Regions from separate parts of the Homo sapiens genome. Here all the other regions are linked to region 3. Evidence: chromatin contacts called from ENCODE Hi-C data. All regions are on one chromosome and are shown on one strand. The core of a region is the stretch at or near the end of the contact, and the rest is flanking DNA. Distances in the headings are between cores, read along the strand shown. Region 1 holds the start of ETFRF1 (electron transfer flavoprotein regulatory factor 1). Region 2 holds the start of KRAS (KRAS proto-oncogene, GTPase). Region 3 holds the start of FGFR1OP2 (FGFR1 oncogene partner 2).

What was found. Hi-C counts contacts between places; a loop is a spot of excess contacts on that map. Pooled maps may share reads with other maps.
Region 1: a loop to region 3 is called in a map of B cell, with 6 times the contacts of the local background. The contact joins the promoter of ETFRF1 here to the promoter of FGFR1OP2 in region 3. A Hi-C loop is called at or near these places in 3 of 168 maps with a recorded cell type or tissue (B cell, CD8-positive, alpha-beta T cell and naive thymus-derived CD4-positive, alpha-beta T cell) and 8 of 50 pooled maps.
Region 2: a loop to region 3 is called in a map of CD8-positive, alpha-beta T cell, with 25 times the contacts of the local background. The contact joins the promoter of KRAS here to the promoter of FGFR1OP2 in region 3. A Hi-C loop is called at or near these places in 1 of 168 maps with a recorded cell type or tissue (CD8-positive, alpha-beta T cell), 2 of 37 single-sample maps with no recorded cell type and 9 of 50 pooled maps.

The regions. Positions count from the first base shown.
Region 1 is chr12:25,193,476-25,196,553 of GRCh38, reverse strand. It overlaps ETFRF1 (electron transfer flavoprotein regulatory factor 1), which reads right to left and starts at 1,317. Exons shown (of 3, transcript NM_001001660.3): 1 at 1,217-1,317. It overlaps DNAI7 (dynein axonemal intermediate chain 7), which reads left to right and starts at 1,394. Exons shown (of 16, transcript NM_018272.5): 1 at 1,394-1,478. The coding sequence starts at 1,476. RefSeq lists an enhancer at 957-1,076.
Region 2 is chr12:25,249,594-25,252,947 of GRCh38, reverse strand. It overlaps KRAS (KRAS proto-oncogene, GTPase), which reads left to right and starts at 2,019. Exons shown (of 5, transcript NM_004985.5): 1 at 2,019-2,197. RefSeq lists silencers at 1,459-2,308, 2,369-2,418.
Region 3 is chr12:26,937,200-26,940,547 of GRCh38, reverse strand. FGFR1OP2 (FGFR1 oncogene partner 2) reads right to left here and starts at 2,078. Exons shown (of 7, transcript NM_015633.3): 1 at 1,838-2,078. It overlaps INTS13 (integrator complex subunit 13), which reads left to right and starts at 2,567. Exons shown (of 17, transcript NM_018164.3): 1 at 2,567-2,752. RefSeq lists a silencer at 1,645-1,714 and enhancers at 1,244-1,752, 1,975-2,024, 1,753-2,262.

The sequences.
Region 1 (3,078 bases), core at 68-2,567, 1.7 Mb after region 3:
CAGTTCCAGGCTAATGGAAAATTGTCATTTTACTGGGGGTTATGTGGTGGCCAAAGTTGTTAATCATTGTTCCCCATGGGGTAGATACAGTGAGAGCTTCAGTAAAGCCTTTCCTCTAAAAGCCCACTATTTTAAGGTAACTTGGGATTACTGAACTATCTCCTTACCCCGATGAATCCTAACTTGAGTTGACTGAGGTGTTTTATCATTAAACATTAGTTTTACTGAAACTAATTTAAAAGGAAGCCTTAACTTTCATATCAAACAGCTATGGTAAACTGAGTAAGAACTCTGTACGAAGTCGCTATTAAAATGTTTTTATCTTGCTACCAGGATATGGATGTAAAATGCTAATAACTATTACACAACCTATAATAGTTACAGGTTACAATAGGGATAATAACACTTTAACCCACAAAGACTAGCTTAGTCCTACTACTTATCTATGAATAATGCATGTAGTCAATAACACTGGAAGGGATAGAGCATTATAAACTTATAATTCAGAGATGAGAAATGGTGCCAGTAATTTAAAAGTATTTCAGGTCTCATAATGCTAAAACAGGGTGTAGGTATGCCCTACAATTACAGAGAACTCAGTCGGGCTTGAGGAGAACAGCCTCACTTAATTGTAGTTTTCCTGTCGGTGTAAGGTGCCGGCGTTTCTTCATGTGGGAGGAGACTGAAATTCTAAAGGTTGTGTGGTTAGTAAAATTAGTCTGTGACCTCGGGAAACTAATGAGTCTTTGGGGCCTCAGCGATCTTCATGTTAAGGAATATTTTAGCCAGGAATTGCTTCATTTTCAATTCTTGTTTAGGGCGCTCTTAGGAAAAAGGACGCGTACGCTGCACAGAAAGTAAACAATAGAGCAGAAAGAAGAATCCGAAGGTCATTAATCTTAAAATAACCAACCCTCTGGAGCCAACTTATTTCTCTCTTTAAATTGCGGAATGAGCCCCATCCCCCTGCTGGATTAAACCGCAGAGGCCCAGGCCTCCCACCGGGTGTCCGCTGCATGAACCAGTCGCATGCCTGTTTCCTTCTCGAAACCCTCACAGAAAGACCCAACACACTCTAGGAAATAAACCGTCAACGTCAGGAGACGCTCAGAACCCTCTTCCCACACCCGGTGGTCCTCGCCCAGAGCATATTTCGCCTCCAGACCCCAGGATCCGGGAAATGGAACAAAACTCCCCGGCGGCGGCACTCACGCACTTTCCGGCACGCCGGAGCCGCAAAAGCCTCGACCGCTACGACTCCTCTGTCCGTCTACTGCGAAGCGGGGTGGCGTTGGGGGAGGTGGGCAACCTGTCAGTAAAGGGGGCGGGGCGCCGGCCGGAAGAGCCTCCGCGCGGCTGCGCTCTTTTCCTGGAGCTCAAGTGGGCGGGGCCTGTCGTCCGGGCAACCCGGGAGCGTTTGTCCACACAATTTCTGCTCCGACTCTGCGGACTACTGCAGTGGAGCTTGACTCTTAATGGTGAGCAAGGCAAATGAGGCAGACAGGTGGAGGGGCGACCACTGATTCTGCTTCACCAGTGTTAAATAATGTAATCAAGAGCCAGTCATATTTTACAGCGAAGCGGGTCGGTTTGGGAAATAACTCATACCTTGGGGTGGGTCGGCCCTCTTCTCAGCAATGGCTTTCCTTACCTGGACCAGGCGGACAGGTAGGAGTCCCAAACCAGTTTCTGCAAACGGGAGATGGTCAAAGCTGTCACACGGTATCCTGATCTCGAATGTTGCTAAGCTTGAAAATTGGTCCCAACCTAGTAACTTTCAGTAGTGATAGACGTTCCCACTAAATTTTCTTATTGCAACTTGGCGGAAATGTTTTAGTACTTCTCCAGCAGTTAATTAAAAGCTAATGCAATTTACTCTGCTTTGAAAAAATATTTTATGTCGTCTTTTGTGGGAATATGAATTGTTTTGTGATTCAAGGTTCTCATCCTGCATTAGTTAAATATGATAAGGCTTCTCATTTTGTTTTTCTGCACTCCTCAACTGCCATGTTTTCAGCAAGGAGACAGGCCAACATGTAGCTATGAGAGTATCTCTGATTTTCTTAAATGTGGTTTCCATCAAGACATTTTCTATAATTAAAACCAGAGGAAGTGGAGAATGTAATTACTTATTTAATTCATTAATTAAGGGAAAAATGTGGAGTGCATTCTTTGTACTTGGCACTGGGCTAGAAGCCAAGAATACCAAGAAGAACATGACGACAACTCTGCTTATAGGATACAGATTAAACAAATTAATTACAATACAGCTTTACAACTGTAACAATTGAAGCATCTAAAATGGGGTAACACACAGTTGGAAATGATGAAATTTCAGTGAGGGGAAACAAGGGAAGGAGAGTGGTGCTTTTCAACCTGTTTTAAAGTATAAATACGAGTTTTCCACATATGGTGGGAAGAAATAGGGAGTGGAGGCCTGGCGCGGTGGCTCACCCCTGTAATCCCAGCACTTTGGGAGGCCGAGGCGGGCAGATCACGATGTCAGGAGTTCGAGACCAGCCTGGTCAACATGGTGAAACCCAGTCTCTACTAAAAATACAAAAATTAGCCGGGCGTGTTGGCGCGCACCTGTAATTCCAGCTACTCAGGGGGCTGAAGCAAGAGAATCGCTTGAACCTGGGAGGCGGAGGTTGCAGTGAGCCGAGATTGTGCCACTGCACTCCAGCCTGGGTGACAGAGCGAGACTCCGTCTCAAAAAAAAAAGAGAAAAAAAGAAATAGGGAGTGGAGAGCATTCCTGGCGGAATGCAAATGGACCTTAAGTCAATTTATAATTGCTAATAAATTGGGGGAACAGTAAGCACTTACTTGTTACCTTCCAATTTGTTACCTGAGTTTCTTCTTCTTCTTAGATCCTTCTCCCAATGTTTCTCAAAGTGTGGCCCATGGAACATTTATTTCTAATGCACCCGGAGTACTTGTTAAAAATGCAGATTCCAGGAACCCACTCAACTCCAAATCTACTGTATTAGTTTCCTAAGTCTGCCAAGTAAGGAATTGCCACAAACTGAGTGGTTAAAGAAAAGAAATTTATTGTCTCGTAGTTCTGGAGACTAGA
Region 2 (3,354 bases), core at 770-3,269, 1.7 Mb after region 3:
GAATGCCTTTTTGTGTCAGAGACTGTCTTAGGTGCTGGAAATTTAGCAGTAAATGAAACAGACCAAAACCCATGCCCTCATGGAGCTTACATTCTGATGGTAGAGAGACAAGAAAACAAAATAGATAGTGTATTATTGAAGGTGATGAGAGCTCTGGAGAAAAAGTAGGAAAAGAGACAGATCTGGGACAAGGGCGAAATTACAGTATCAAAGATGATCTTTTTAGGGAAGATCTCCTTTTAAAAACACTTTGGAACAAAGATTTAAATGAGGTGCCAGAGGGGTAGCAAGTGCATATTCCCTGAGGAAGACGCCTGCCTGGCATTTTCAAGGAACAGCCAGTAACCAATGTTTATCTACGTAAGTAAGGAAGGGAGAACAGTAGGATGAGAGTTCAGAGAAGAGGGTAGGGGATATCAAATAATTTAAGGCCATGTAGGATTTTTGAGAAGAATTTTGCTTTTATGTCAAGTGGAATGAGGGCCACTGATGATCTGGGAGTAGAGTGACTATGATCCGACATGAAGTATACTCCATTTTTTAACTATGTGAACTTGTGCCAACGTTTTAACCTCTAAATCTGTTTCGTCATTTGTAAAACGGTAAAAAGTATTTTACCTCATAAGGTTGTCGTGATGATTAAATAAGATGATACGATAAGTGCAAAAGATTTAGCTTGTACTTAACATAGAGTAGGCACATTTTCTCCCCTTCCCTGTCTTTCACTTTTCTCTTCTGCCCCTTCCACCTGGCGCTAGGAGGGGGAGACTGGAATAAACCTTGCAGATTACAGCCCGTGTAAGAGTAGAAAGGAAAGGATGACAGTTGATGTAAAGCCTTGGTTAACAGACATAATAGCTGGGATTTAAATTCAGCTTTATTGGTGGTTTATGATGTGGACTAGAGGAATGGAACTGAAAGTCTCGGAGGAGGGGCGATCCTATCAGGTACAGGCGCTGCTTTTCCAGCCCTCAATCCTCAAGACTCTCCCAAGATACATTTCTAGGTAGTTTATCAACACAGACTCCGGGTATGCTAGCATGTTTAATTGCCCCATTGTTTAATGTCTTAACTCCACGAACTTTAACTGATTAATCTGTCTTCTAATTAATGTTTGAATGACTCTCCTCAGGTCTAAACTACCAAGGCCATCTCTACTTAAAAACAGTTGTCTTTTGTTTGTGATTTCAGGGGCCCTGGGTATAAGCGAAGTCCCTGTTTAGAGACCTTGTGATGGGTTCAAAATATCAAGAAAGATAGCAAAATATCACAAGCCTCCTGACCCGAGAAGATTAGCGTTGAAAGGGTCTGTCGTGTTTGTTTGGGCCTGGGGCTAAATTCCCAGCCCAAGTGCTGAGGCTGATAATAATCGGGGCGGCGATCAGACAGCCCCGGTGTGGGAAATCGTCCGCCCGGTCTCCCTAAGTCCCCGAAGTCGCCTCCCACTTTTGGTGACTGCTTGTTTATTTACATGCAGTCAATGATAGTAAATGGATGCGCGCCAGTATAGGCCGACCCTGAGGGTGGCGGGGTGCTCTTCGCAGCTTCTCTGTGGAGACCGGTCAGCGGGGCGGCGTGGCCGCTCGCGGCGTCTCCCTGGTGGCATCCGCACAGCCCGCCGCGGTCCGGTCCCGCTCCGGGTCAGAATTGGCGGCTGCGGGGACAGCCTTGCGGCTAGGCAGGGGGCGGGCCGCCGCGTGGGTCCGGCAGTCCCTCCTCCCGCCAAGGCGCCGCCCAGACCCGCTCTCCAGCCGGCCCGGCTCGCCACCCTAGACCGCCCCAGCCACCCCTTCCTCCGCCGGCCCGGCCCCCGCTCCTCCCCCGCCGGCCCGGCCCGGCCCCCTCCTTCTCCCCGCCGGCGCTCGCTGCCTCCCCCTCTTCCCTCTTCCCACACCGCCCTCAGCCGCTCCCTCTCGTACGCCCGTCTGAAGAAGAATCGAGCGCGGAACGCATCGATAGCTCTGCCCTCTGCGGCCGCCCGGCCCCGAACTCATCGGTGTGCTCGGAGCTCGATTTTCCTAGGCGGCGGCCGCGGCGGCGGAGGCAGCAGCGGCGGCGGCAGTGGCGGCGGCGAAGGTGGCGGCGGCTCGGCCAGTACTCCCGGCCCCCGCCATTTCGGACTGGGAGCGAGCGCGGCGCAGGCACTGAAGGCGGCGGCGGGGCCAGAGGCTCAGCGGCTCCCAGGTGCGGGAGAGAGGTACGGAGCGGACCACCCCTCCTGGGCCCCTGCCCGGGTCCCGACCCTCTTTGCCGGCGCCGGGCGGGGCCGGCGGCGAGTGAATGAATTAGGGGTCCCCGGAGGGGCGGGTGGGGGGCGCGGGCGCGGGGTCGGGGCGGGCTGGGTGAGAGGGGTCTGCAGGGGGGAGGCGCGCGGACGCGGCGGCGCGGGGAGTGAGGAATGGGCGGTGCGGGGCTGAGGAGGGTGAGGCTGGAGGCGGTCGCCGCTGGTGCTGCTTCCTGGACGGGGAACCCCTTCCTTCCTCCTCCCCGAGAGCCGCGGCTGGAGGCTTCTGGGGAGAAACTCGGGCCGGGCCGGCTGCCCCTCGGAGCGGTGGGGTGCGGTGGAGGTTACTCCCGCGGCGCCCCGGCCTCCCCTCCCCCTCTCCCCGCTCCCGCACCTCTTGCCTCCCTTTCCAGCACTCGGCTGCCTCGGTCCAGCCTTCCCTGCTGCATTTGGCATCTCTAGGACGAAGGTATAAACTTCTCCCTCGAGCGCAGGCTGGACGGATAGTGGTCCTTTTCCGTGTGTAGGGGATGTGTGAGTAAGAGGGGAGGTCACGTTTTGGAAGAGCATAGGAAAGTGCTTAGAGACCACTGTTTGAGGTTATTGTGTTTGGAAAAAAATGCATCTGCCTCCGAGTTCCTGAATGCTCCCCTCCCCCATGTATGGGCTGTGACATTGCTGTGGCCACAAAGGAGGAGGTGGAGGTAGAGATGGTGGAAGAACAGGTGGCCAACACCCTACACGTAGAGCCTGTGACCTACAGTGAAAAGGAAAAAGTTAATCCCAGATGGTCTGTTTTGCTTGGTCAAGTTAAACCCGAAGAAAACCCGCAGAGCAGAAGCAAGGCTTTTTCCTTGCTAGTTGAGTGTAGACAGCAATAGCAAAAATAGTACTTGAAGTTTAATTTACCTGTTCTTGTCCTTTCCCCTATTTCTTATGTATTACCCTCATCCCCTCGTCTCTTTTATACTACCCTCATTTTGCAGATGTGTTCTACATCTCAAGAGTTATTACAGTACTCCAAAACAGCACTTACATGATTTTTTAAACTTACAGAGGAATTGTAGCAATCCACCAGCTAACCGCCTGAAATAGACTTAAACATGTGCATCTCCTTTTTTTTTTTTTTT
Region 3 (3,348 bases), core at 829-3,328:
AACCAAAAGGTATAGTTATGGTTTTCATATAAACTTATAATCTTATGAATGCAAGAAAGAACGCATATAAATTACATATAAAAATAAGCATTTATAAAGGCACATCGCTGTATGTGAAAGCAAAGAAAATTTTCACTGTCCTTGAAAATAGTGGAATGAATACATGTTTGGAACTGTATAAAGACACTTTCTGAAGAAAATTAATTTTTAAACTTGGAAGAAAGATTTTGGAAGTAATGACACTGGAGGATTTTTTTAAAATTACACGTTCCCTTAGAATTGTGGCTGAATATAAGTTTCACATACATATGTTCAAAGAGTTGTGACAGTTCAAGAAGGAACTAACCTAATCTAAACCAGTTATTTCTAACCTACAGGCTAAGGAGTCAGTAGAAGAGTTGCCTGAATGCACATACTCCAAGCACTGTCTGTAGTCTAAAACATTTCTGCTCCATTTCTCAAATATAAATAGATACTGTAAAAATAAAATACAAAATCATTTAAAAGCATAGTAGTTTTCTGTCATTATACATAATTTCAACCAACAATTACTAAAAGTCCAATTGCATGTGTATTAGAAGTACAGGGTTTCTCATAATCAAAATAGGTCGGGACCTTTAAGCTAATGTACAGAGTTCCTTCTGGCCCAAAATTCTATGATTTTAAAGGATGAAGAACTCTTACGGTGAATTCCTTAGAACTATTCCATTTCAATAAACATACATATGTATATATAAATAATGCTTGCTATGTGCCAAGTACTGGACTTTTTCTCAGAGATGAGTAAGACATGATTCCAGACAGACCCAGGTTCAAATTGGCAGGAGAGACAGAAACAAATAATACAACCTAATAAATACTGCAGAAGAAAAGTTTCAAATGCGTTGGGAGCACAGCGGTATCAATGTCACCTGGGGGAGTCTGAGAAGACAATGATTTATGAATTGGGTTTTGACAGGTGGTAAAATAGAGGAACAGTAAACATCCTAGACATCCGCACGTACAAAAGTACAGAGCTGTCAAAGCGCATGGCATGTTTGGGGAAATAGCCAGTATAGTCTTGTATGGTAGGATATTAAAGCAGGACTAAAAGGTAAAATGGATTGGGGCAGACTGTAAAAGATCCTGAATGATGATGTGCTTAACAATTAGGATTTGATGCTGTCAGCAATACGGTTACTAAAAAGTTTAAGGAAAGGACAGAGATAAATATGTATTTCAGAATAACTCTATGGAAGGATTATAGTAGGGAAACCAGTGGAGGGCGGGGGGCAGAGGGGGCAACCGCACTAATTCTGGCGAAAAAAAAAATAATACAGTGCAGTGTTAAGTGGAAATGAAGAACCAATGATGATTCCTGGTTTTCTAGTTCGGATAGCAGGACAGATACTGGAACCATTATCAGAGATGGGATAGAGAAGAAAGGCAGGAAGAGAACCAGAAAAGAGTAATACCCCTTGGAGAGCAGTTTCAAGAAACAAGTTATCTTCATTAAACGCTGCAAACAGGTGACTGAAAGGGTCCCCCGTCCGGTGGTGAACTCGCAGGTGGGTAAGGCAGGATGAAAGCAGATACGGAAGGTGTGTCCACAGGGTTAGAGCCAAGGCTTTTCATTGAACTTTCCGCACCGCATCTCCATTAAGAGGAGCTCGGAGTCGGGGGGCGCGGAGAGGAAGTCCGGCTCCCAGGAGCAGGGAGCCCGCGGCGGGAAGCGGACAGGGCCGGGCGCCGGTGGTTCAAGAGGCGCAAGGCACCGGCCCCGGCGAAGGACTGCCCCGGCAAAGGACGCCTCCGACTCGCCCACCCCTGCTCCCGTCCCTGGATTTAGTCCACTTACTCTGCTCTTAGTCCCTCGCAGCCTTCAGCTGTGGCGATGCGGACTCAAACCCTCTACCAACCGGGACCTATGCACTCAAGGGAAGAGACTCCGCGCCCCCCTAATCCGCCTCCTCAGCAAGCAGACGCAGAATCGGACGGAGGCAGCGGACGGAAGGCCGGGAAGCCAGTGGCGTTCAACGCCATCACCGGCGGGGTAGACACCTCCGCCGACCGCCTCCGACCGGCGCTCCCGGAGAACTCCAGCCTCGCGAGATTTCTTTCCTCGCGTTACTGTGGGGCAGAACCGACCACTCTCCGCTTTGCCCCAGAAGGCAGGGCGGGGCCCTTCTATGTCCCTCCCTATTCCTCCCTTCCCAGGCTTTCGCTCGGCCTCTCGCAAAGTCTCGCGAGTTTTTCCAGGGGAAACCGGCCTGGGTGGAGAGACAGAGAAGGGGAGACCGGGTGGGTGGGTCGTACGCTTAGGGGGCCGTGGTTGGTACTTCGCTGTTGGGGAGGCTTTCAGGTCGCCCAGATCCTGCTTCCCAATGGGTGACTGGGAAAATTAGCGGGTGGAAAATCTCGAGGGGTGGAGGCTTTTTTTTTCCTCCTTGGCCCCGCCCTCTTCCTGTTCGGCGACTGGGACGCCTGGCCCTACGAGGGGGAAGGGAGGCTTGGCCGGGCTATCGGAGAGCGCTGTGCGCACGCGCGAGCCCGAGTGCGTGTGTGTGTGTGCACGCGCACGCGCGCTCCTGCTCTTAGGAAGCCTGGGAAGGACCGGTGTGCTAGGAGATGATCGGGGAAAGCATAGTCCCCTGTCTGTGGCACCAGACACTCCCGACTGTGCGCTGACTCTCCCCGCCCAGCCAGCAGCCTTTTCCAGAGAGGCTGTGGTCCATAGCCTCTGTTCGTTTTCACTGCAGGACCAGGCACGAAAGTAAGCGAACCTCGATCCTGAGGTCTTCCCTATCCACTCACCTTGTATTTTCCACCCCCCACCCTCCAGCAAAGTGGGTCTAGAAGGTTTCTCAAAGAGAGTTTTGCATGAAGGGGAGATGCGTCTTGAAAGCAAGAGGTGAAAATAGCTGGATCGTAAGAAATCAGTTCGTTTTGATTTAACACTTTGGCTTTGCTTGCCATGTGCTTTTCGAATGTGGATTGTCTATTCAGTATAAGATTTTGTTAGCGAAGCAGGGGAGTACCGTATGCTCTGTTTTAATAAGAAAAAGTTTTAAAAGTTTTAAATTTCCTTCTACACACCAGTGTGATGGTAACAACTAAGTTTTTCTGCTCTACCTGGTAAATTACTGTGATGTTTCAAAAGCTAAGGGGAGAGTGTGAAGTTGGGGTCCTTATCCTAAGGCGAAGACCTGATGTGCGGTTATCTTAGGAGATGTTTATCTTTGTTTTGGCCTTTTCTTTTGCTGTCACTCCTCTTTCCTGTTAATTCCGCACCCCTACCCGCCAGTCCCCCTTCAAACGTTTTTCTTGGAGGGAAGTGCAAAAATGCTGGCTTGGGGTTTATATGTGACT